3 separate regions of the Homo sapiens genome follow, and regions 2 and 3 are each linked to region 1. Evidence: chromatin loops called from intact Hi-C (ENCODE). Cell type or tissue: A673. All regions are shown on one strand. Each heading gives the region's core, and the rest is flanking DNA. Links, peaks and the distances in the headings are about the cores only. Region 1 has its middle 13 kb from the start of MMP1. Region 2 overlaps MMP13 (matrix metallopeptidase 13). Region 3 has its middle 39 kb from the start of MMP12.

Region 1 (8,295 bases), core at 2,169-7,168:
AGCATTACCAGTGCTGCCCAGAGTCAGTTCATACTGAAATTAAGTTCCTAACACCAAGTAGTTGGTTGCAACTACCATTGGCTAGTGTACATATGAAATAAAATTTCTAGCAGCAACAAATGCGAGATCAAAAGCAACAGATCATCTGCTCTGCTTCTTCTGTTACTCAGCTCGTGCTTAGAAACCAGTGGGGGTTTGGGCCTGCTGACCCTGCCCACTGGAAGAGGCTGTCTGCTGCGCTACTTTCAACTTTCACATTGTCCAATAAAATGTTTAGTCGTATTGGTGGTTCAGGGTCCTCGAAAGAATGCGGAATAGCTGTCTGAGATACACCTCATCCGGGACTTCCTCAAAGTGTAGCCCGCGATTATAGTTTAAGCACATGGCAAATTCTGCAGGAAACCCCTTACATAAAACTTCAACAGGAGTGGGCATCTTCTTTTCACTAATCTTTTCATATTTTTGTTTCTTTGTTGCGGACCTAAGTCCTTGCCATGGCAAGCTGGTTCTGTTAAAACACATCAAAACAGCCTAAGGATTCCATATCATCTCTGTGACTCTGCTCGATACCAAGATGTGCATTGATGCTGGCACGTCGGGCAGTGCTAGTGAGATTTTTATATTACCTGCACAGTATGCGTTGCCTTGTCCTGCTGTTGCTGTATTTTTTGACCAAACCAGAATCAATACGGAATAACTTACTACAGTGGTGTCCAATACCTTTAGGGAGTTATCTGGTTTAACGTCTCTATGTATAAAATTGTTTGTATGCACATACTCAATTTTATTGATTGTCTGGTCAGCTAACATAAGCACAGTTTTCATTGTGAACCTTCTTGAAGAGAAATTGAAGAGGTCTTCGAGGCTAGGTCCCGGAAGGTCTATGACTGGTACATTGCAGTCTTTTTCCTGATCATACCACGGTATGTGGGGGATGCCAAGCCTGCCTTGAAGAATCTCACAGAGTTTGCTTTCCTACAGCAACTGGGGATGCCTGGCCTTTTGAGATTCTAGCTTCACTGCCACTTGCTCGCCATTGGTGATATCGATGGCCAGATAAAGGTCCCAGAAGGAGCCAGACCTGATCTTCCTTACTAGTTTATATTTCCCTCAAACAATAAATTCGGCCTTGGATCCGCTGCTGCTCGCCATCCTAAGAGATGAAGACAGAGGCTGAGGCCAAGTCCAGACGCCTCTGAGAGGAGGACGGAGGCCTCTGGGGCTCCTCCACGGCGGAAGGTGGCAGGAAACGGGACATGGAACACGGAGGCCTCCCTCATATTCGCGGCCCGGAATCAGCTGACGGGGAACCTGATCACCGCTGCTCAGTCAGGTTTCTTGTTGCCAGGCTGCGGTTTGTGAAAGGGTTCTTGCAGTTACAAGGCTGGGCCACTTGTTTCTGGGCGGCGCCACTGCCTTGCTGTCTCAGCTATGTGCAGGCTGGAAAAAGGGGTGCGGTGAGCTAGAGCAGGGATACCATTGCCACCACTGCCAGCAGCTCCAGCCCGGAAGGACCCCTGTCCCTCTGCCGACGCTGCCGTCTTGTTACTCCAGCTCCAGCCCAATAGTTTCACTCTGAATTTTCTTAGCGCATTACACTTTCTTAAAGCCCTTTTCATATTTTCCTTATCTTCACCTCATTCTCTTAATGGAAGGTGATTTGTTGAAAAAAGGCTGATGTTTTCATTGTGTCCCTGCCCATTCTCCAAGGTTTACCAGTTGCTTTGTAGAAACTTGCTCAACAGGGGAAATGTTAGGTTACATGCAATAGAATAGAAAAAGTGGCACTTAGTACTTTTGAGGGTAAGTGTCCCTTTAAGGGTAAGTGTCCCTTCTTTCAGTAAGAGTTCTTTCGCTTTGCAAGTCTGAGGGAAATCCTAGTGACTATGTATGCTGAAGTGGTTTGATACGGTTTTGCAGTGTCCCCACCCAAATCTCATCTTGAATTGTAGGTCCCATAATTCTCACATGTCTTGGGAGTGGTCCCGTGGGAAGTAATTAAATCATGGGGACGGGTCTTTTCCCGTGCTATTCTTGTGATAGTGAATAAGTCTCACAAGATGTGATGGTTTTCAAAAGGGGGAGTTCCCCTGCACATGCTCTCTTACCTAGTACCATGTAAGACCCTGACTTTGCTCCTCATTCGCCTTCTGCCAGGATTGTGAGGCCTCCCCAGCCATGTGGAACTATGAATCAATTAAATCTCTTTCCTTTTTAAATTACCTGGTCTCAGGTATGTCTTTATTAGCAGCGTGAGAACAGACTAATACATGGTTAAACCCAAGAAACCACAGTGAACTCTCAAAGAAAATATATTTATCAGACTGTCTCAGTATATGTGGACCACATGTTAGTTAAGTATCCCCTAGACTTTTGTATGAACAAATTGAAAGCAAGTAGACTGAACTCACTCCCACTTAGTAAGCACGTCTGATCTACAAGGCTAGAAATTGCAAAAATAATCAGACACGAATTTAGCTCTTAGAAGTTAATTTGCTCATGAAATGGATGCAGCCTAATTATTGCATAAATTATTATTTCTTCAAGTAGCTGTTAAAATCTTAGGTGTAATTCCTATTATGCCAATGAATATTTATGTGGTATATATCTCCAAAAATATTATGAAAGACAGGGAAAATAAGATTCAAAATGCAAGTGTGTGCTTTCTAGGCAATTTATCCAGAAATACAAATTTAATCAAAGTCCTTTTTTACTATTCTTTAAGTTCTGGCACTTCTTACTACTGATAATAGATCTTGTCACATTGGCATAACTAATATCTGTTGGGCATTCTTGGAGAGGTAAGTGGAGAGGGACTTAAAGGATTTGTGTGGTTAGACAGCTGTCTGGACTATTTCAATAAGCCCTGCCTGCGAGGGTCCTTTGTTGGGTCTTGGGGAGCTGATAAAAGTGAATGATTCTTAAGCCATTTTATACACCAAAACATGAGTAGGTATTTGTTGGGATTTGGCTTAAGACTGAGGACATGCAACTATTCAGTTTCAGAATCACATACTGCATTGTGGAGAATTTTGGAGATTCGTTCTATTTCAGAAAGGAGACCAAATTACCTACTCTCCAAATCGTCTCATAAAAAAATTTAATCCTAGAGATCAATTGAAAAGGAAATCAACTTCTGCTTCCCTGTTTCATATTAGTGGTCCTTGAAGTTAGGGTAATATAAATGTATTATTTCCCATTTAAATCACATGCAATGAAAAGAGTTTCTGACACAGAATAGCAGAATACATGCTAAATAAGAGTTAGATTTATTATTTTTATTTTTGTGTGTGCTTTCTCAACTAAATTCAATTTCAGGTAAAATGCAGAGATAGCCTCAGCCTATCACCCTGCAACTAGACTCTGTGCGTTCTGCAGTGAAGCTGATAAAAGACAGTGCCCTATCTTTAGGCACAGCCTAGTTCTCCTCTGCGGTCTTGGGAAAGAAAACTAAGTTTCCAGGCCACACAGCTTTCAAAAGTAGAATGCCTGTGGTGGTGTAGAAGAATGTATATAGATAGAATGCATGGGACAAAATAGTTTTTATAGAAATCTTCTCTGAGGATTATAGCCAGAACCCCTCAGAAAACTCTATCTTAAAAGCTACACAACTAGAGCTTCTGTTTGTTTTCTTCCATGGCTTTAAGGCTCAGCTTGAGGTCATAAGCCCCCATCAGGTCCCCCAGTGTCTTCTGTTACTGAGCTCTTCTAGCGCCCTGCTGTCTACGTTGTAAGAGCAAATCTACATACTATTTACATGGAAGGTTAGCGCAGTCTTTCTATAAAAAGGTACCAGTGCATGTTACATATTTTACCTACACACACTTGGATCTTTATGACTCAATATCTGTAAATATACCCGTCTATGTAACTATACATACATAGGTGTATTTAACACAGTCCCAGCAAAATAATATATACATATAATTCTATAGACAGAGTATGTCATAGGATAATATATTGAGATATAAAATTATATTTTCCTCTATATTTTTCCCTGACTTTGCCAAGAACTGTGTATCTCCTAGTCTCAGAGGTGTCTTCAGGACTTCAGTTGAAACCTACATGAAGGCAATATCTCTTTCCAACTTTTGGAAAAGCCTGAGCTCATAGGAAGAGGTTGTCAGATGTCTTCAACTAAGAGGGGAAAGGAAAAAGGTTTCAGGGAGGCATGAGAGAGGGAGAGGTTTCCTTAAACTGGAAAGAGACATCTGGGCTGTTTCCACCAGGCATAAAGACCCATGCTCTACTTCTAGGTCCCTGGAAACTCCTGGGGTAGTTGTGAGGTGGGCCTAGGGAGGCAGGATCCCTCAGATCTGGATCCTTAAGAGTGTGTGAGTGAGGAAAAATGGAAACTCATACGTTGTCTTCTCCAAAACTCCAGTAGGTGGCAGAATGGAAATTTAAACCCAGGGCTCATTCCAAAGTCAATGCACGTTCCAATCTCAGTGCTTTTTAGATGTAGTAAGTGAAGATAGTTATCTCGTATGTGGAAGGGGGATGTGTAGGGGATGTATATTTCAAGTATTCTCCAAAGGATGTGATAGACAAAGTGCAGAATTTGGAATTAAATGATACAGGTTTGAATCACAGCAGAGCAATCTTGGGTGTTATCTGCAAAAAGGAAATAATAATGCTTACACCATTTATTTATGATGTAATTGAACTGATAAGTACTTTGCAAATTGAATGACTACATATGTTGTTTTTACTACCTTCTGACCTTTAAGACTGTTTCCCATGATCAGGTACTACACAGCAATAAAAGGTAAACAGGAATTCACAGACATGTAACTCATTTCCTTAGTCTATGGCATTTTCTTGAACTAAAAAAAGAAATTTGTCTCTAGAATATTAATCAAAATACTACCTGTATACATGTATTACAAATTCTATATACTCCCATTCACTAGTACTCCAAGCAGCTTGATTACAAATGTTGAATTACCAGATGTACACAGAAACAGAATATAGAACTGGAAACAGCATTCTTGTGTGAAAAAAAAAACTGATTTTTGTATAAGGCAGATTTGGATTCAAAAACTGAGTTTGCAACTTTTGAGACTTACATTCTTGGGTATGTTAACCTCTCTAATACTGTTTTCTCACCTATACAGTGGAAATAATAACATTAATATCCAGCATGACAGTTTTGAGGATAATTAAATCCCCACATGCAACGTACATCATGCTTGTCACATAATAGCAGCTCAATAAATATTAATTTCTCTTAGAGTGGAAAGACACCTAAAATCACCTACTTTATTACTCTTACATTGCAGATGAGGAAATTGAGCCCCTAAATTTTCATTTGTTTTTATTTCATTGGGAGCAAAACTTTTGGAACTATGGCTCAAGTGTCTTGATTAGAATATTTCAACACACTAAATATTTATACTAAATGATTTTCTAGGATGCAAATTAAGTATGATTCTTGAGGAAATTGTTATAATGCAATGAGGTAAAACAAGTCCATTGGAATATAATTTTCCGTTAAATGTACATCATGAAGCAACACAATGAGTTACCTTCCTTAATAATTTTGGAATCTTGCCTGAGAGGCAGCCATATGATAAAGTGTCATATTATCATCATCACTTTCATTGGCATGAGCTAAATGTGATTCTAAGAATAAATGCAAAGGCAGCAGATTCCTTAGTTGCATAAATCATGGCCAGGAAGTCATGCATCATAATTCCCACCTTTAGTTTTATCTTAGGAAAGTGAAAATGTTCCCTTAATCATGAGGATTCTTGATGAATATAGTTATATTAAGAATCAGCTTCCTGTTACGCTGTGATCTGTCACTTACGAGGACCATACCCCAGGGTGGAATCTTCCCCAGAGCAGCTCTTTTTTCTACTGACCTACAGGGATTATGTGACTTATGTGGATCCTCACGTACCTCTCTTTGGTAAATTCTTGAAAGGCCAGGGTGTTTATAGCCATATATTTTTTGCCCCTTTATGAAGCACCTTTAATCTATTTCAGAAATGCTTCAGATATTTACTTTTTGTGCAAGGTAAATTAGCCAAGTATGTTAACAGTTTAATTTTTTGTTGATAGCCTGGCTACTTTCAAAATAGATTTGCTGCTGCAGCTGAATAATTATTCACTGACTGAATTAATTGATTAATGGGCTTTGAGGATAATTTTCACAATTGTTACATTTATTTAAAGAAATTTAATGTTCATAATTAGAAAATTACTTCATATTCTTCCCTCTACACTATAACTCAGAAAAGACCATCTTTCCTACTGTAGTCAAACCCTGTAATTTCCTAGATATGACATGTTCTCTCATATCTTAATGCCATTGCCTATGCTCTTCCTTTCCTCTTCACACTTGGCCTGATAGACTCCTACTACTTCTTCACACCCAGGATCAAGCATTGCTGCCTTGCCAAACTTATTCATTCATTCAACAAAAGTTTAATGAGCATCGACTAAGTCAGGGGCTTGATGCTGGGCATCGTCCAATGTGCCCATGTGGGATGCATTCAAGTGGACAGCTGCAGTGGGCTGTGTGTGAATGGACGCACATAAGAGGAGGAATGAACACAGCCAGTAGGCAGAGTTGGCAAGGTCTCAGAATGTCCCCAAAGATGGTAACCCCTGAGCTGGGTCTTCAAGTGCAAGACAAATAGGAGAACAGTGTGATCATTTTCATCAGGAACCATTTGATTGGAAGGCAATCCTTCCATTCGGTTGGAATGCCAAACTGAATTAAAGGGAGGATTATTTTAAAGAACCAGAGGAATCTGATGGAATCCATTAATGAGAAGCACTTTGAAGGGAGGCACTGGGCAAGTGGAGTTAGATTTCTTAGAACCCTCCACCAGCTTTCCTCACTGGTCTTTAACTCATTTCTCACCACTCAGAACACTATCATTCCTGTTACCATCTGGGTGGGGCAGAGCATTCAACTGTTGCAATTCAGCCAGGTACATGACTAATTTCTAGACACATCTTGGGTAGTCTGAACGTGAATAACAGATTGTAGGCCTTCTTTTCTTTTCTCTTTTCTTTTCCCTCCCTCCCTCTCTCTTTCTCTCTTTCTTTCTTTCTCTCTTTCTTCTTTCCTTCTTTCTTTCCTCCCTTCCTTCCTTCCTTCTTTCTACCTTTCTAATTATACTTTAAGTTCTAAGATACATGTGCAGAACATGCAGGTTTGTTACATAGGTATACATGTGCCATGGTGGTTTGCTGTACCCATCAACCCGTCATCTACATTAGATATTTCTCCTAATGTTATCCCTTCCCTTGCCCCCAACTCCCCGACAGGCCCTGGTGTGTGATGTCCCCCTCCCTGTGCCGATATGTTCTCATTGTTCAATTCCCACTTATGAATGAGAGCATGAGGTGTTTGGTTTTCTGTTCCTGTGTTAGTCTATGGAAAATGGTGGTTTCCAGCTTCATTCATATGCCTGCAAAGGACATGAACTCATTCTTTTTTATGACTGCATAGTATTCCGTGGTGTATATGTGTCACATTTTCTTTATCTAGTCTATCATTGATGGGCATTTGGGTTGGTTCCAAGTCTTTGCTATTGTGAATGTGCTGCAATATACATACGTGTACATGTGTCTTTATAGCAGAATGATTTATAATCCTTTGGGTATATACCCAGCAATGGGATTGCTGGGTCAAATGGTATTTCTGGTTCTGGAACCCTGAGGAATCGCCACACTGTCTTCCACAATGGTTGAACTAATTTACACTCCCACCAACCGTGTAAAAGTGTTCCTATTTCTCCACATCCTCTTCAGCATCTGTTGTTTCCTGACTTTGTAATGATTGCCATTCTAACTGGTGTGAAATGGTATCTCATTGTGGTTTTGATTTGCATTTCTGTAATGACCAATGATGACGAGCTTTTTTTCGTATGTTTATTGGCCCCATAAATGTCTTCTTTTGAGAAATGTCTATTCATATCCTTTGCCCACTTTTTGATGGTTTTTTTTTTCTTGTAAATTTAAGTTCCTTGTAGATGCTGGATATTAGCCCTTTGTCAGATGGATAGACTGCAAAAACTTTCTCCCATTCTGTAGGTTGCCTGTTCACTCTAATGATAGTTTCTTTAGCTGTGCAGAAGCGCTTTAGTTTAATTAGATCCTGTTTGTCAATTTTGGCTTCTGTTGCCATTGCTTTTGGTGTTTTAGTCATGAAGTCTTTGTCCATGCCTGTGTCCTGAATGGTATTGCCTAGATTTTCTTCTAGGGTTTTTTATGGTTTTAGGTCTTTTATTTAAGGCTTTAATCCATCTTGAGTTAATTTTTGTATAAGGTGAAGGA
Region 2 (8,295 bases), core at 1,537-6,536, 130 kb after region 1:
ATGACACTCTAGCCTGGGCAACATAGCAAGATTCCTGTCTGTAAAAAAAAAGTATCCACTGGGAAAAGAGTATTTAAAAAGCAGAGACTCTAATATCCCACATCTATAAGGAACATAAACCAATTTACAAGCAAAAACCAAACAACCCCATTAAAAGGTGAGCAAAGAACACAAACACTTTTGAAAAGAAGACATGTATGCAGGCAAGAAGTATATGAAAATAGCTCAATATCACTAATCATTAGAGAAATGCAAATCAAACCACAGTGAGATACCATCTCACATCAGTAAGAATGGCTATCAGCAAAATGTCAGAAAATAACAGATGCTGGCAAGGTTGTGGAGAAAAGGAAACACTTATACACTGTGGGTGGGAGTGCGAATTCATTCAACCATTGTGGAAAGCAGTTTGGCAATTCTCAGAGAATTAAAAACAGAACTACCGTTTGACCCCAAAATCTCATTACTGGGTATATACCCAAATGAATATAAATCATTCTACCACAAAGACAAAGGCACACATTATGTTCATTGCAGCACCAGTCACTATTGCAAAGACATGAAATCAACCTAAATGCCCAGCAGTGGTAGATTGGATAAAGAAAATGTGGTACGTATACACCGTGGAATACTATGCAGCCATAAAAAAGAACAAACTCATGTCCTTTGCAGGAATATGGTTGGAGTTGGAGGCCATTATCCTTAGCAAATGAACGAACACAGGAACCAAAAAACAAATACCATATGTTCTCCTTATAAGTGGGAGCTAAATGATGAGAACACACGGACACAAAAAGGGGAACAACAGACACTGGGGCCTACTTGAGGGAGGAGGGTGGGAGGAGGGAGAGGATCAGAAAAGGTAACTGTTGGGTACTAAGCTTAGTACCCAGGTGACTAAATAATCTGAACAAACCCCCGTGAGACAAGTTTACCTATACAACAAACCTGCACATGTACCCTTGAATCTAAGATAAGAGTTAAAAATAAAATAAAAATAAAAAGCCGAGACTCTGGCATAGAGGATAATGGAGAGATCCAGTTTTCTATGCTGTAGCAAAAGTGGGGACTCAGTCTTGGGGAAAACACAGAAACCCAGTTTTCAAAACTAGATACAAAGTCAAAGTTGTTCTGGCAAGGATTTTTCATTGAGCTGCAGACACCTGAGTTTCAACTCCCTCAATCTCTTTTGACTAAGGTCAGTCATGGTCAAGCAGCCTCAGCAGTGGGGAGAAGATGGTCAGCAAAGGCTGAGCATCCAAGATAATATAGAGACATCAGCTCAGCTTCCCTTGACTCTGGGACATGGATGCCATCAGGCTAGTGGTATCATTCCAGTAGAATTACATTTCATGCCCCCTGATAGACAATCTGTGCCCTGGCCTGTGGAAGAGAGTAGAGGAGTTAACAAGATAGAAGGAGAAAAGTGGATGATGTTTGTGGCCTAGTCTTCAGCATTATTGTATGCTCTTGAAAGGATCATTTCCTCTCTCTTGGCCCCAGATTTTTATTTGTAAACTGAAGGAATTGAAATCAGATGATCTAATACGTTTCTCTAAATTTTTGTATCTTATGTAAACACAGGACACACAATATTGCCATATTTCTCTAGTCCCCAAAGCTGCCCCATTGAAAGATTTCAGGAAATGTTTTAAAAGTAAATACCAAGTAGAAGCATATTTCATATACAGAGTGTACAGTGCATTTCTCATAAAATAGCTCTGAGCCCTTAATTCATATTCCAGTTAATCCCACATAATGCCTGGGTAATTTTTGTTGCCAAGTATCTGACTTCCATTACGATGACTGCAAAATATTGCCCATTATTTCACTTCCTTGAGATTCTGCTTCCTTAACCTGTATCTTATCTTGCTGTTATTCAAACCATAAAACAATTTAGATGTTTCCTATGAAATTAGGAATGCAAGTATTTAGGAGATATCTTATTTATTAAGGGATAAAGCCTTATAAATGGGTTCAGAAAAGGATGTGGCTGGAGGCACAGTTGATGCTGTGTCCCAGCCCTCTGCTCAGCTCACAATACTCAGAACTAGAGTTGGCCAAAAACTGAGCCAGCACTAGTGTACACATTGTACCCCATGTGCTCAGAAACACAACTCAGACTTCTTTTTCCTTGCGTTGTTTTGGAAGCAAATCCACAAGGCCCTGAGCACTCACTGAGCCGAGGCACGAGCTGGCCAAAGGATACAACCCAGAAAGGCAGATGCTCTTAACTCCAGAATACAACACTCCTTTTTAGATAGAATTGGAAGGGCCTCATGAATGGTTTTGCTTGTGACCTGTACAGGCTTTTAGTGCCCAGTCTAATAAAGGAAAGAGAAGATTGTCCAGAAAAGGAAGGCTATTGGTATATGTAACCATTTTAAAACAAGTAAACAAAAAATAAATAAACCTTTTTAGTTGCTAATTTTACATATTTTTGGCGCAAGAGATGGGACACAGATAAGCACAAAAGATGGAACACAGATAAGGATGCTTGTGCAATGTCCTTTAATCCTGCATAAATTATGAAAAAAGAGTGTCACTATCTTCACTTATAAAAAACTGTAAGGCATAACAGGTGGATTTGGATAGTAAGTCCAGTTTCATTGCAATCAAAATTTAAGAGACAGAATTCTCTCAATATCGTGTACGTACAATTGTTCCTTGCCCAGTTGATGTGTGATGACGTTATTGAATGAGTAATTCTAGAGTGGGTTACAATGAATTTTGCATATACTTGTATGTGTTTCTCCATGTGTGTACAACTCAGATAGCATTTATGCAATAGAATTTTACCTATTCGGGCTCATGTATGAAAGAGAAATTTTCCTTCTCACAGAACCTAATTTTAGGGTATAGTTTTGTTACAGGAAAGGGGTCCCGATCCAGACCCCAAGAGAGGGTCCTTGGATCTCACGCAAGAAAGAATTCAGGGTGAGTCTGCAGTGCAAAGTAAAAGCAAGTTTATTAAGAAAGTAAAGGAATAAAAGAATGGCTACTCCATAGAGCAGTCCCAAGGGCTTCTGGTTGCCCATTTATATGGTTATTTCTTGCTGATATGCTAAACAAGGGGTGGATTATTCATGCCTCCCCTTTTTAGACCACATAGGGTAACTTCCTGATGTTGCCATGGCATTTGTAAACTGTCACGGCGCTGGTGGGAGTGTAGCAGTGAGGATGACCAGAGGTCACTCTCATCGCCATTTTGGTTTTGGTGGGTTTTAGCCAGCTCCTTTACTGCAATCTGTTTTATCAGCAAGGTCTTTATGACCTGTATTTTGTGCCGACCTCCTATCTCATCCTGTGACGTAGAAGACCTTAACGGTCTGGGAATGCAGCCCAGTAGATTTCAGCGTTGTTTTACCCAGCTCCTATTTAAGATGGAGTTGCTCTGGTTCACACACCTCTGGCAGTTTTGGCAATTCAGGTCAATTAAGACATCATGATAAACTCTTACAAAAATGGCCATGCTGTTGCTATAAACTCAGCACATTTTTTATTTTCCAGAGATCATTATTAGCTGCAGTTCAATCTGAGTGTCTTGTAAGCAGTGAGGTAGAACAAAATCAAGGAGTCTTAAATCAGCATTTCGCATACTTCAATATACCAGGCAGATAAAAGTCCAAAAAATTAGAAAAACTAAACCATGTGAGAAAGAAACTTCGGAAACTGTAAAGCCTTTCTTCCTCTAAACTCGCCATTGTCCTCAGGTAATAAGCAATTGTTCACTTTTTTGGTTGGTAATCTCAACCTCCCGGATTCAAGCGATTCTCCTGCCTCAGCCTCCCAAGTAGCTGGGATTACAGGTGCCCGCCACCACGCCTGGCTAATTTTTGTATTTTTAGTAGAGACGGGGTTTCACCATGTTGGTCAGGCTGGTCTCCAACTCCTGACCTCAGGTGATCCACCTGTCTCAGCCTCCAGAAGTGCTGGGATTACACGCGTGAGCCACCGTGCCCGGCCCACTTTTTTATTTAGAAAACAAAATTTATCATGCCTGGTAGTTTGGGTTTTCCTCCCTCTTGGTGCCAGAACAGTGCTGGTTTGTTTTCTCTTTGGAGTGCTGATTCTATTGGTTGTGTAGATTGTGCATTTTGTAGTTCACGTTGGAGTCTGTCACCCAGGGGCCTGAGATGACTCACAAGCCCTAGCTCTAAGGGGTGCATGCTTCAGGTCTTGGTGGCTTCATCAAGCCACCAAGTCAGGATGACACAGAATTCCGACTCACCTCTGAGAGATCAGTGAGGGGAACTCATATACAAAAACTAAGAAACCTGGAGCAAGCTGTTCTTGAATTCCATAGCTATTAAATCTTACTTGAAAGTCAGTAATGTAAAGTCAGGAGTTAAACAATCAGCGATGTGGCTAAGTTCCTCAACCTTATGTTAAAGAACAAAGCACTGGTTTTGTGACTTAATTGAATTCTCTGACCAGTTCAACCTTTTTAAAAAGGGTGTTGCTGGTGCCACCTAGTGGAAGTATTGTAAATCTCACAGCGTCGTGATGAATCCGTAAATCAAGGTATTTTCTGTGACCAGGGCTTAATCCACTCCTGTTGGCTCCGAGAAAACTGTGCGTGCAGAGAGCTGCACTTTTTTTTCTAAACGGGAAGTGAGTTAAACTTGGTAGCTTTTATGGTGGCTATCTTTCTGTTATATATGTTTTCGTGTTTTTATTCTGACATGAGGATATGGAAATCCAGGACAATATTTTTGCTTTAATACAAAAGTTCTCCCAGGATAATTCCAAGAGCAAAATTTGTTACACCAATATAAGATCTTGTCAGTTTCTCCTATTCCAAATACAAGTATGCTATTGGTTCACTTTGAGGAGTTTTTCAAACCTTTTACCCTTATTATCTGATGAAGAGGCCATTACTAGCTACAATTCAATTTTAAGGCAGTGCATTTGCCTAGTACATTAGCTCTAGGTAAATGCACTCTCACTTTAATTTGTGAATATAATATTACTTCTCATAAAACATTCATTTGGTCTTCTCAACCCCATTCGTGAATATCTATACAAACTGGCTATCTGTATTTTACCTGTAACCTATTTCATAGAAGATTCTATTAGGACCATCTGCTCAGTTCATAATCAGCTCTCTTTAATGCTACCCCTATCACCAGTGGTAAACTCCAAATAGACATTTGCTATAATTTGAATTCGATGCTTTGGTTACTGTGGAAGGACACTCATCAAGGTAACACCAATTGGATTTGGAATTTTGAATTGAGACTGGAGTAAAGGTGGAAGTCAGGAAACAATCTTGACTATATATATTTTCTATATACCTTTATGTATATCTTTATATCTATATATCTTTATGTATATCTGTCTGTCTGTCTGTCTATCCATGAGAGAGAAGTATCATGAAAGAAAATGGTTAAACATAGGGAAAATGTTTCTGAAATCAAGTGAAACATCTTTTCTATTTTTGTTTGTTTATTTTTTGAGACGGGGTCTCACTCTATCACCCAGGATGGAGTGCAGTGGTGTAAGCATAGCTAACTGCAGCCTCAACCTCCTGGGCTCAGGTGATCCTCTTGCCTCAGCCTACTGAGTAGCTGGGACCTGGCTTCTTCTCCTTCTCCTTCTTCTTCGACTAGGTCTTGCTCTGTCACCCAGGCTGGAGTGCAGTGGTGTGATCACATTTCACTGCAGCCTTGACCTCTCCCTGCCTCGTGTAGTCCTCCCACCTTAGCCTCCCTAGTAGCTGAGACTACAGGCACATACCACCACCCCCAGCTAATTTGTTTTTTTTTTGTTTTGTTTTGTTTTGTTTTTGTAGAGACTGTGTTTCACCATGGTGCCCAGGCTGATCTTGAAATCCTGGGCCCAAACAATTGGTCTCCCAAAGTGCTGGGAGTGCAAACATGAGCCACTGAACCTGGCCTAAACATCTTTTCTTAAAAAGAAAAAAAAAGAAGGGTCCAGTGCAGTGGCCCACACCTGTAATCCCAGGACTTTGGGAAGCTGAGGCAGGCAGATCACCTGAGATCAGGAATTCAAGACTACCTGGCCAATATGGTGAAACCCCATCTCTATTAAAAATACAAAAACTAGCCGGGCATGGTGGCGCTCACCTGTAATCCCAGCTACTTGGGAGGCTGAGGCAGGAGAATTGCCTGAACTCGGGAAGTGGAGGTTGCAGTGAGCTGGAATCACACCACTGCATTCAAGCCTGGGCAACTGAGAGAGACTCTGTCTCCAAAAATAAAAATATTGGCAATGAACCCTCTTTGGGTGAGGAAAGATTGAAATTATACCTAAAGACAATGTACCATATAGCAATTGTCTGTTGAAAATATATTTTTATTATAAACAACATAAACACTTCCTAATACACTTTGCAAATATGCATTTCATTTTCTTTGCCTGAGTTTTTATCAACAGTGTCTCTGAGCACAATAGTTCTTCCCTTGATGGCCGATCATATATTCAATAAGTGCCAAGCACCCTCCCCAAGTATCAATAGGCACTGTGGGAAGTGCTGGGGGATTTTTTTAAATGCAGAGAAAAAAAGGCATCCTTCCATATCTCAAGGGATCACAATCTAGTAGACTGCTTTAAAAAAAAATTTGGATGTCTCTTTTTTAATATACATACTTCCACTTTATAAGATATATTTTATTTCATGCTATACAAGTCTTTAGAAAATAGCCTATATATCCAAGACAAACTGGACAATTAAATAATTAGCTAGGTAAAATAGGGTTAAAATGCAACTTTTAGTCTTAAATAATCAAATAATTTATGAAAAAGGGATGCCATGGCCTTAGACTATTTTGATAACAATTTTAACTTTGTAATGTGTGACTTCTGAAGAACCTGAAATATTTTAATAAAAAGACATCATCCTTCTTTATCCTTTATAATATGCAAAGGAATATTTGTCTTATATGAGAGCAGACTTTGAGTCATTGCCAAAAGTGAAAATTAAACAGAATTCAAAGGCCACATCTACTATTCTTACCACTGCTCTTTTGTCTCCTGTCTTTAATGACTTTGATATTTCGTTAGTGTCTGTGTGAAGAAGGGCACATACATCTGAATATCCTCAGTGCAAAATGAAAATTATTTATTTGGAAGTTACAGTCTATTATTACAGACATTTTCCTTTGGTTTATTTCTTTTATGTATGGCTCTCCCAAATTTCCATTTTCATACTATTTTATACTTTTTAGTAAGAATGATTTATTCATTATATGCATGTATTTACTTTATGCCCTTGTAAAATTTCCTTATAAATATATTTTTAAATTATGCTCTCATTGACAGACCATGTGTCCCATTTGTGGTGTGGGAAGTATCATCAACCATTGCTTTTGTACAGCAACAAGAATCAGATGCTCTTTAGAGATCCTCCATTTCATTACTCTAACATTCTTCAATGTGGTTCCAGCCACGCATAGTCATATAGATACTACATATTCAAAGATAACTTACTGAAGCTTGTTCACAGAACCAAGCTTTCTCCTGATAGCTCTTCTTCCCCTACCCCGCACTTCTGGAAGTATTACCCCAAATGCTCTTCAGGATTTAAATAACAATTTTTAAAAAGACACTTAACACCACAAAATGGAATTTGCTGGCATGACGCGAACAATACGGTTACTCCAGATGCTGTATTCAAACTGTATGGGTCCGTTGAAAAAATAGATATAACCTATAAGAAAAAGCATAAAGACAATTTCAGAGTTTGAAAATAATAAGGTTTTAATCCAGTTAATATTAATGGTTCAATCTCTTAGATCCCATTTGTAGGAATTTCAAACTTTTTCTTTTTAAACTCTATTAGTTCTTTAATAGTTGTTCCTTTTTAAATTTTTTATTTTTTTATTTTTATTTTTTAGTTGTTCTTTTAAGGTGTGAATCCTCCTACACAGTTTTGCTACTTGGATTATCGATTTTTGTGTGCGTATATGAGACAGAGTCTCACTCTGTCATCCAGGCTAGAGTGCAGTGGCAGTGATCTTGGCTCACTGCAACCTCTGACTCCTAAGTTCAAGTGATTCTCCTGCCTCAGCCTCCTGACTAGCTGGGATTACAGGTGCATGCCACCACTCCCAGCTTTTTTTTTTTTTTTTTTTTTGGATTTTTAGTAGAGATGGGGTTTCGCCATGTTGGTCAGGCTGGTCTTGAACTCCTGACCTCAAGTGATCCGCCCACCTCAGCTTCCCAAAGTGCTCAGATTGCAGGCATGAGCCACCGCACCCAGCCTATTTGTTATAAGTTATCAATAATATCTCTTTTCATAGTTAAAGGAGGTCGGTGAGGTCAGGCCTGTAA
Region 3 (8,295 bases), core at 1,948-6,947, 100 kb after region 1:
AGAGGCCTGACATTTTGTTTTTGAGCACAGGTTAAAATATTTTAAGGGAATCATAATGATCCCACTGCAATGTGTTACCCATAGTTATGACAATAATATCCGGAAGCTTACAGAGGTTCAGTTTGTTACACAAAAGAGAATCTTATGTTATGCATTTATGCATAGACCTGGGTATTGGGATTGGTATAAAATAGTGGTTCTCATAATGTGGTCCCCAGACCAGCAACACCAGTGTCCCCTGGAAATTTGTTAGAAATTTTAATTCTCCAGTGGCCCTAGGCCTAAGGCTTCAGAATCTCTGGTGATGGGACTCAACAATCTATATTTTCTGATATGGATTAAAGCTTGAGAGCCGTTGCTTTAAAATAGTCCTTCCACAGTGTGGCGATTCCTCAAGGATCTAGAACTAGAAATACCCTTTGACCCAGCCATCCCATTACTGGTTATATGCCCAAAGGATTATAAATCATGCTGCTTTAAAGACACATGCACACGTATGTTTATTGCATCACTATTCACAATAGCAAAGACTTGGAACCAACCCAAATGTCCAACAATGATAGACTGGATTAAGAAAATGTGGCACATGTACACCATGGAATACTATGCAGCCATAAAAAGGATGAGTTCATGTCCTTTGTAGGGACACAGATGAAGCTGGAAACCATCATTCTTAGCAAACTATCACAAGGACAGAAAACCAAACACCGCATGTTCTCACTCATAGGTGGGAATTGAACAATGAGAACACTTGGACACAGGAAGGGGAACATCACACACCGAGGCCTATTATGGGGTGGCGGGAGCGGGGAGGGATAGCATTAGGAGATATACCTAATGTAAATGACGAGTTAATGGGTGCAGCACACCAACATGGCACATGTATACATATGTAACAAACCTGCACGTTGTGCACATGTACCCTAGAACTTAAAGTACAATAAAAAAAAATGGTCCTTCCATTTTCCTATCACCTTTCTGTCTGGAATGGAATGTGCTTCAGAAGGGATAGCCTCAGACCCCTTCCATTTCTTAGGGTCTTTTTTCCATCCCTTCCTGCCTGCATCAATTCCTGCTCAGCCCTAACTCTACTGGAAATGAAGTGTCAGGTCTCTCCAGCATTAGCTTCCTATTCAGATGGAGGGTCTACAAGATCAAGAAAACTTTCTGTTGCTAATTTTGACTTCATCTCAAGGCAAAACTAATGTAATATTTTGCTATAAAACAAACAAATAAAAATATGCTTTTCCTAAAAGGGGAAGAATGAAAAAGAAGGAAATTGGTTCTGTCACAAAAGTTTATGGTTCAATAAAGCTAAATCATCTGCCTGCTTTTATTGTATAGAAGTGAGTGTCAGTCTCCAGGTCTTGTTGAAGAGCAGCAGAAATGCATTCTGAAGCTTTGTTGATTTATGCAAATTTTGAGTTGCGTTAAGTGAGGATAATTAGAGTAGGAGTAAAACTGTAAGTAATTCTCATAGTGTGGCCCCCTACCAGAAGCTTCTGGTAGGCATGCTTCAAAAAAAGAGAGAAGAGAAGGACTCCTAAGCTGATCTCATCACCACACTCTTTAGGAGCTACTTAAATTTTACCAAGTAATTTTCAGTCACACATGCATCACTCTAAAACAATGAGCAAAGTTTTAGTTCAAAAAGAAAACTTTTAGATTCATAGGGAAGGGGGAGCTTCAACACTATCTGTAATATTGTCTTTCTGTGATAAGTATATTAAATATTTGCCAAAGAAATAAATTATTATAGAAATATTAAATATTATAAATTACTATATATAAAGGAGACAGCCAAGTATAAAGGGGCCACCAGAGCATCTCCAACCAGCCTGCGCACTGGGAGAACGGGGTGGAGCCACGGAAGTTTACGCCATTTGTAGTCGGAAGGAGCCTGGCCCCTCCTGTTCCTGTGCGGAAACCTGGGATTCAATTGGTGAGGTGGAGAGCCTGTTAGCAGGGCTTCATCGCATTTTGCTGTGTTGTTTTTCCCTTTCAGCCAATACATTCTGTTCCTCTTCACCCTTTAAAGTGTCTGCAAGCCTAATCTTTGTCAGGCCTCTGAGCCCGAGTTAAGCCATCATATCCCCTGTGACCTGCACGAACACATCCAAATGGCCTGAAGCAATTGAAAAACCACAAAAGAAGTGAAAACAGCCAGTTCCTGCCTTAACTGATGACATTCCACCATAGAGATTTGTTGCTGCCCCACCCTAATGATCAATTGTCCTTGTGACATTCCTTCTCCTGGACAATGAATCTCAGGAGCTCCCCACTGAGCACCTTGTGACCCCTGCCCCTGCCCACAAGAGAACAATCCCCTTTAACTGTAATTTTCCACTACCTACCCAAATCCTGTAAAGCTGCCCCACACCTGTCTCCCTTTGCTGACTCCTTTTTCGGACTCAGTCCGCCCGTACCCAGGTGATTAAAAAGCTTTATTGCTCACACAAAGCCTGTTTGGCAGTCTCTTCACACGGACACGCATAACAATCTTTCTTGGTCGTGTGACAAGAACCCAGTTTTTCCTACAACATAAATATATTTAATAATATACTGTACATACATATATAATAAGTTATTGTTAATAGAAATAAAACAACAGCTTGAAGCAAATATAACAAACACTGTCAACGTCTGGGCCTGCAGGATATCAACTGTTGCTTTTCTTTCATGACAGTGGATGGTGGATGAGGCATGGAGGAGAAAGATATCCTATGATTCATCAGTAATAGTGGTTGTAAGGAGAGCTAAGGTGAGGAGCCCAAGAGAACAGAGCCAGAAGCTAAAGCCTCCTGGAAACTAGAACTGGAGAAACAAGAGGAAATCAGACCAGAAGCCCGCTAGGGTCAGGCTTGTGAACAGGAAAGCAAGTGGAATGAGATAGGAATAGATGAGATGAGGTGGCTCCACTCTAATATAGTTCTTGTACCAAGTGAAGAACTTTGAGAAAATTAAACACAGTGGGTATAAATATGTGAATAAGGAACATGACATTTATTGAAGGCATAGTTTATGTTGGTCATTTGCTAGGTTCTATCAACTGCTAAAAGTGGAAATGAGTAATGTAATTATATTTGAGAGTAAAAGTGAAATGCTGTAAAGAAACAGTTTTGTTGGCATTTCAAGTCTCCTCAAAATTGATTGGAATGAACACAGATTGCTAGTAATCAGCCAATTAAGAAAATGTGTAGGAAAGAATTGATGAGAAATTATTATTTGAATAACAACACTTAGACAAGGGAAGTGTGTCATTTGTTAAGCTCTCATTAAGCCAAGCACTTTTCATGTGACATAAGCATTATTATTATCCCCTTTTGCAAACAGAGGTAATGAGCCTCAGACTACCCAAGGCCACACAGCTTCTAACTGGCAAAGTCAAGATTCAAAAACAGGAGCTAACTCTGAAGCCTAATTTTCTTAACCACTTTGACAGTGAATTGTCAAAGGACATTCTATTCATTTATATATTTTTTAAAATTACTGAACGTTATTATGTACCAGACATTTTTCAGGCACTGAGAATGCAGTGATGAATGTAGAATGAAATTTACTTTTTATTTAGAAATGATGAACCCTGTATGATATCTTCTCCATGGTATTGAAAATTTTAGAATTTGGTTAAAATCATACTTGAGAATAGAAAGAAAAAAAATTTAAACCAGAGGTAAGCACAGACCATACATTCGAAAATTTTGGCCTATTTTAGTGGCTCACGCCTGTAATCTCAACACTTTGGGAAGCCGAGGTGAACAGATTGCTTGAGTCCAGGAGTACAAGACCAGCCTGGCTAATATGGCGAAGATCCTATCTCTACCAAAAAAATATAAAGAAAAGAAAATTTTATCGATACAAAGCCGTATTCTAAATGGAACTTAATGATACATAAATTGCTGGGTATCAAGGGAGAATATCCAGGAGAGTTTAGGTTATATCGTTGTTTGGATTTTTTTAAACTTTTTGTTACATTAATTTTTTTATTAGTTTATTTTAAGTCATATTCATTGAAGTATAATTTACATACATAATTATGTATAATTTTCATACAGTAAAATATGTATAATTTTCATACAGTAAAATTTATACTTTGCTGAGTGTTGGCAAATTAAGATGCAAACCACAAAATATAAACCATCTAAGGGGTTATGTCAGCAAGATAGCAGAATAGGAAGGGCCAGACTCTACTTCCCTGCGGGGAGACACTGAATCAACAAGAATACATAAATCAATTCCCTTTATAAGAAAACCAGAAACAAGTTAGGAGGTTCCTGCACTTCAAGGGAAGGCAAAACCAGCCTCACTAAAGCCAGTAGAAAAACTCATGGCACTCACTCACCATAGTCCTTTCTCCCATTTCAGTGTGAATTATCAAAAGAAAACTTCTAGCTACTGTCTTCTGCTTGCGGAGGGAAAGAGAAGGCTAGACAGTACATCCAACATTCAGACTCTTTAGGGGGCTGGTCAAGGGACTGGTTTCTGTCTTGCCTGAATCTAAGTGCAGACAGGAAAGAGTGTCAGGTTGAAGGCTGCTAAGAACAAAGGTGAAGATTTGCAGCACTCACTTGATGTACTTGCTCCTCCTGGCTCATTGTAAAATAAGTAGGAGAAAACCACCAACTCCTGGCTTTTCCCTGGGGAGGAAAATTACTGGAGCATGTGTTCAATGTTCTAGTTTTTCAGGGAGCTGCCAAGGGATTGGTTTCTGTCTCACCTGTCTCAGAGCACTGACAGGACCTGACAATATAGAGATGTAGGGACCACTGACAACAAAAGAATTGGGCAGCTTGATACTGCTTAGGAGGACCTGTGGTATAGCAGATAGAGGCCAACACAGCTCCATAGCCTCCTCGTTGGGGTAGAAAGAGAAGAATTCCATGTATGTCCATGTTCCAACTATTCTGGGAGCTGCCCAAGACACTGGTTTCTGTATCCCTAGTCTCACAGCACTGACAGGACCTGGAATATGCTAGAAGCCTGGAGGTTGCTAAAGCCAAAACAGAATGGGGCAGCTTGAAGCAGCTCCAGAAAATCTTCAGTGTTGCAGACAGACACCAGAGGGAGCAAGAGATCGTGAGCTCCTCCAAAAATAAACTGGCAAATCCCTCTAATTCAGAATTTATGTGCTCAAAGACAGAGATAATGCACCCACAGAAAAAGTTTGAGAGACCCCCAGAATCTCTAGCTGGGATAATTGGTGAGGGTATTTTCCTGTTCAAAGTCAGCCCATAAAGACTGGGAGAGGTGGCTGTTTTTTCAAATGTGTAGATCCCAACACAGTTACAAGGCATACAAAGAAACAGAAAGCCTGGCCCAATCAAAGGAACAAAATAAACCTCCAAAAAATGATCCTAAAGAAACAGAGGTATATGAGTTGCCTGAAAAAAGTCAAGATGTTATAAAGATGCTTAAAGAGCTCAAGAAAGTGATACATGAACAAAATGAGAATGTCAACAAAGAGAAAATATAAAAAAGATCCAAACAAAAATTCTGGAGCTGCAGAATACAATGTGAAGTTACAGTGGAAAGATCTTCCTCTATGAAGAAAGTGGGCCCTCACCAGGCACCAAATCTGCTGGCACCTTGATGTTGGACTTCTCGATTTCCAGAACTTTGAGAAACAAATTTCTGTTGTTTATGAGCAACACAGTCTAAGGTGTTTTGTTATAGTAGCCCAACAAATTAAGATAAGGGGTTCGACAGCAGACTTAGTCAAGCAGAAGAAAGAATCAGTGAACTCAAAGACAGATAAAATAGACTTTAAGTCAAAAATCATGACAAAAGACAAAGAAGGACATTATTTATTGATAAAAAGGTGAATTCACCAGCAAGATAAACAGCTATAAACATACATGCAACCAACATCCAAGGACCCAATTATATGTAGCAAACATTGATAGAAGTGAATAGGGAAATAGCAGTACAATAACAGTGGGAGATTTCAATACTCAACTTTTAAAAATGAGAAAACATTATTCACATGCAAAAAATGTAATTAGACCCTTATCTTATACCATACACAAAAATCAACTCAAAATGGATTAAAGACATATATATATGACCTGAAACTACAAAAACTCTAGAAGGAGACATAGGGAAAAACCTTGATAACATTGGTCTTGACATTGATTTCTTGGATATGACCCTAAAACCACAGGCAACAAAAGTAAAAATAGACGAGTGAGACACCATCAAACTAAAATGCTTCTGTGTAGCAAAGGAAGCCATCAACAGAGTCAACTTATGGAATGGGAGAAAATATTTGCAAACCATATATCTGATAAGGGATTAATATCCAAAATATATAAGAGACTCTTACAACTCAATAGCAAAAATAACTGATAACCCATTTTTTAAAAAAATTGGGCAAAGGACTGAATAACCATTTCTCCAAAGAAGACATACAAATGGCCAACAGGTATATGAAAAGATGTTCAACATCACTAATTATCAGAGAAACGCAAATCAAATCTACAATGAGATATTACTGCACACCTGTTAGGATAGCATCATTAAATAAAACAGAAAATAACAAGTGTTGACAAGGATGTGAAGAAGTTAGAACTTTAATATACTGTTTGTGGGGATGTAAAATTGCGCAGCCACTGTGGACAAGAGTTTGAAGATTCCTCAAAAATTAAAAATAGAACTACCAAGTGATCCAGCAATACCACTTTTGAATGTTTATTCAAAACAACTGAAAATAGGATGTATTTGCACTCCCATGTTCAATGAAGCATTATTCCTAACAGCCAAGATGTAGAAATATCCTAAATGTCCATCGACAGATGGATGGTTAGAGAACATGTATTAGCCAGGTGTGGTGACTCACGCCTGTAATCTCAGCACTTTGGGAGGCTCAGGTGGGCAGATCGCTTGAGGTCAGGAGTTTGAGAACAGCCTGGCCAATATGGTGAAATCCCATCTCTACTAAAAATACAAAATATAGCCAGGCATGGGGGCATGCACCTGTAATCCCAGCTACTCAGGAGGCTGTGGTACCAGAATCGCTTGAATCTGGAAGGTGGAGGTTGCAGTGAGCTGAGACTGAGATTGTACCACTGTACTCCAGCTTGGGTGACAGAACAAGACTCTGGAAAAAAAAAAAAAAAGAGAGAAAAGAAAAAGAAAGAAAGAAGGAAGGAAGGAAGGAAAAATGTATTATAGGCTGGGTGTGATGGCTCACGCCTGTAATCCAAGCAATTTGGGAGGACAAGACAGGCAGATTACCTGAGGTCAGGGGTTCGAGACCAGCCTGGCCAACATGATGAAACCCCATCTCTGCTAAAAATATGAAAATTAGCTGGGCGTGGCAGCAGGCGCCTGTAATCCTAGCTACTTGGGAGGCTGAGGCAGGAGAATCGCTTGACCCCGGGAGGCAGAGATTGTAGTGAGAGTGAGCAGAGATGGTGCCCCTGTACTCTAGCCTGGGCAACAGAGTGAGACCCTGTCTCAAAAAAAGTGAAAATGTAGTATATAGGGGTGTGTGTGTGTGCGTGTGTGTATATATATATACATATATATATGTGTGTATATATATATATACACACATATATATATGTGTGTATATATATATATATACATAAAGATATATTATTCAGCCTTAAGAAATAAGGAAATCCTGTTAGAAATCCTAACCTTGAGGAAATCATGCTAAATAAAATCAAACTTTAGGCACCTTGAGGAGATCATGCTAAATAAAATAAACCAGTATTAGCGGACAAATATTAAATACCACATGATTCCACTCAGATGAGGTATCTAAAATAGTCAAACTCACAGAAGCTGAAAATATAACAATGGTTGTGCCAGGGGCTCAGAGGAAGGAAAAAATGCAAAGTTGCATTTCAGTGTGCCATGGTCTGAATGTTTGTGCCCCACCCCCAAAATTTCTTTGTTGAAATCCTAATCCCCAAGATGATAATATTGGGGATTAGGAGGTGATTCGGTCTTGAAAGCAGGGCCCTCATGATTGGGGTTAGTGCCTTATATGAGAGACCCTCTTCCCCTCTGTGAGGACATAGCAAGAAGGTGTTATCCATGAACCAGAAACTGGGCCATCACCAAACACCAAATCTGTCAGCACCATGATCTTGAACTTAGCCTCCAGAACTGTGAGAAATACATTTCTATTGTTTATAAGCCACCCTAAGATATTTTGTTGTAGTAGCCTAAACAAATTAAGATAAGGGGTTCAACAGTAGACTCGATCAAGCAGAAGAAAGAATATAGTTTAACCCAGCATCGAAACTTCACGTGACACCCAAGCATCGCTTCAACAACCTAGGCCAT

The links. A loop is a pair of places that touch in the nucleus more often than their neighbours do. Peaks named below come from ENCODE experiments on the same cell type or tissue, not always from the same donor. Only the 100,000 strongest peaks of a DNase experiment are listed, where the experiment ranks them.
Region 2: it touches region 1 in a loop (4-fold over the local background); 19 of 110 quality-filtered maps call a loop at or near these places.
Region 3: it touches region 1 in a loop (2.6-fold over the local background); 4 of 110 quality-filtered maps call a loop at or near these places.

The regions. Positions count from the first base shown.
Region 1 is chr11:102,806,765-102,815,059 of GRCh38, forward strand. It overlaps the pseudogene WTAPP1 and the pseudogene CSNK1A1P2. Among named protein-coding and RNA genes, the nearest start is that of MMP1, 13 kb to the left of the region's middle. In A673, for the core only: a CTCF peak has its summit at 4,387 (motif pointing right); a DNase peak (open chromatin) is centred at 4,407; H3K27ac peaks cover 2,853 bases.
Region 2 is chr11:102,936,695-102,944,989 of GRCh38, forward strand. It overlaps MMP13 (matrix metallopeptidase 13), which reads right to left. Exons shown (of 10, transcript NM_002427.4): 10 at 6,301-7,672. The coding sequence ends at 7,572. Among named protein-coding and RNA genes, the nearest start is that of MMP13, 15 kb to the right of the region's middle. In A673, for the core only: a CTCF peak has its summit at 4,475 (motif pointing left); a DNase peak (open chromatin) is centred at 4,467; H3K27ac peaks cover 2,163 bases.
Region 3 is chr11:102,909,897-102,918,191 of GRCh38, forward strand. No RefSeq gene overlaps it. Among named protein-coding and RNA genes, the nearest start is that of MMP12, 39 kb to the left of the region's middle. In A673, for the core only: a CTCF peak has its summit at 5,057 (motif pointing right); a DNase peak (open chromatin) is centred at 5,065; H3K27ac peaks cover 3,128 bases.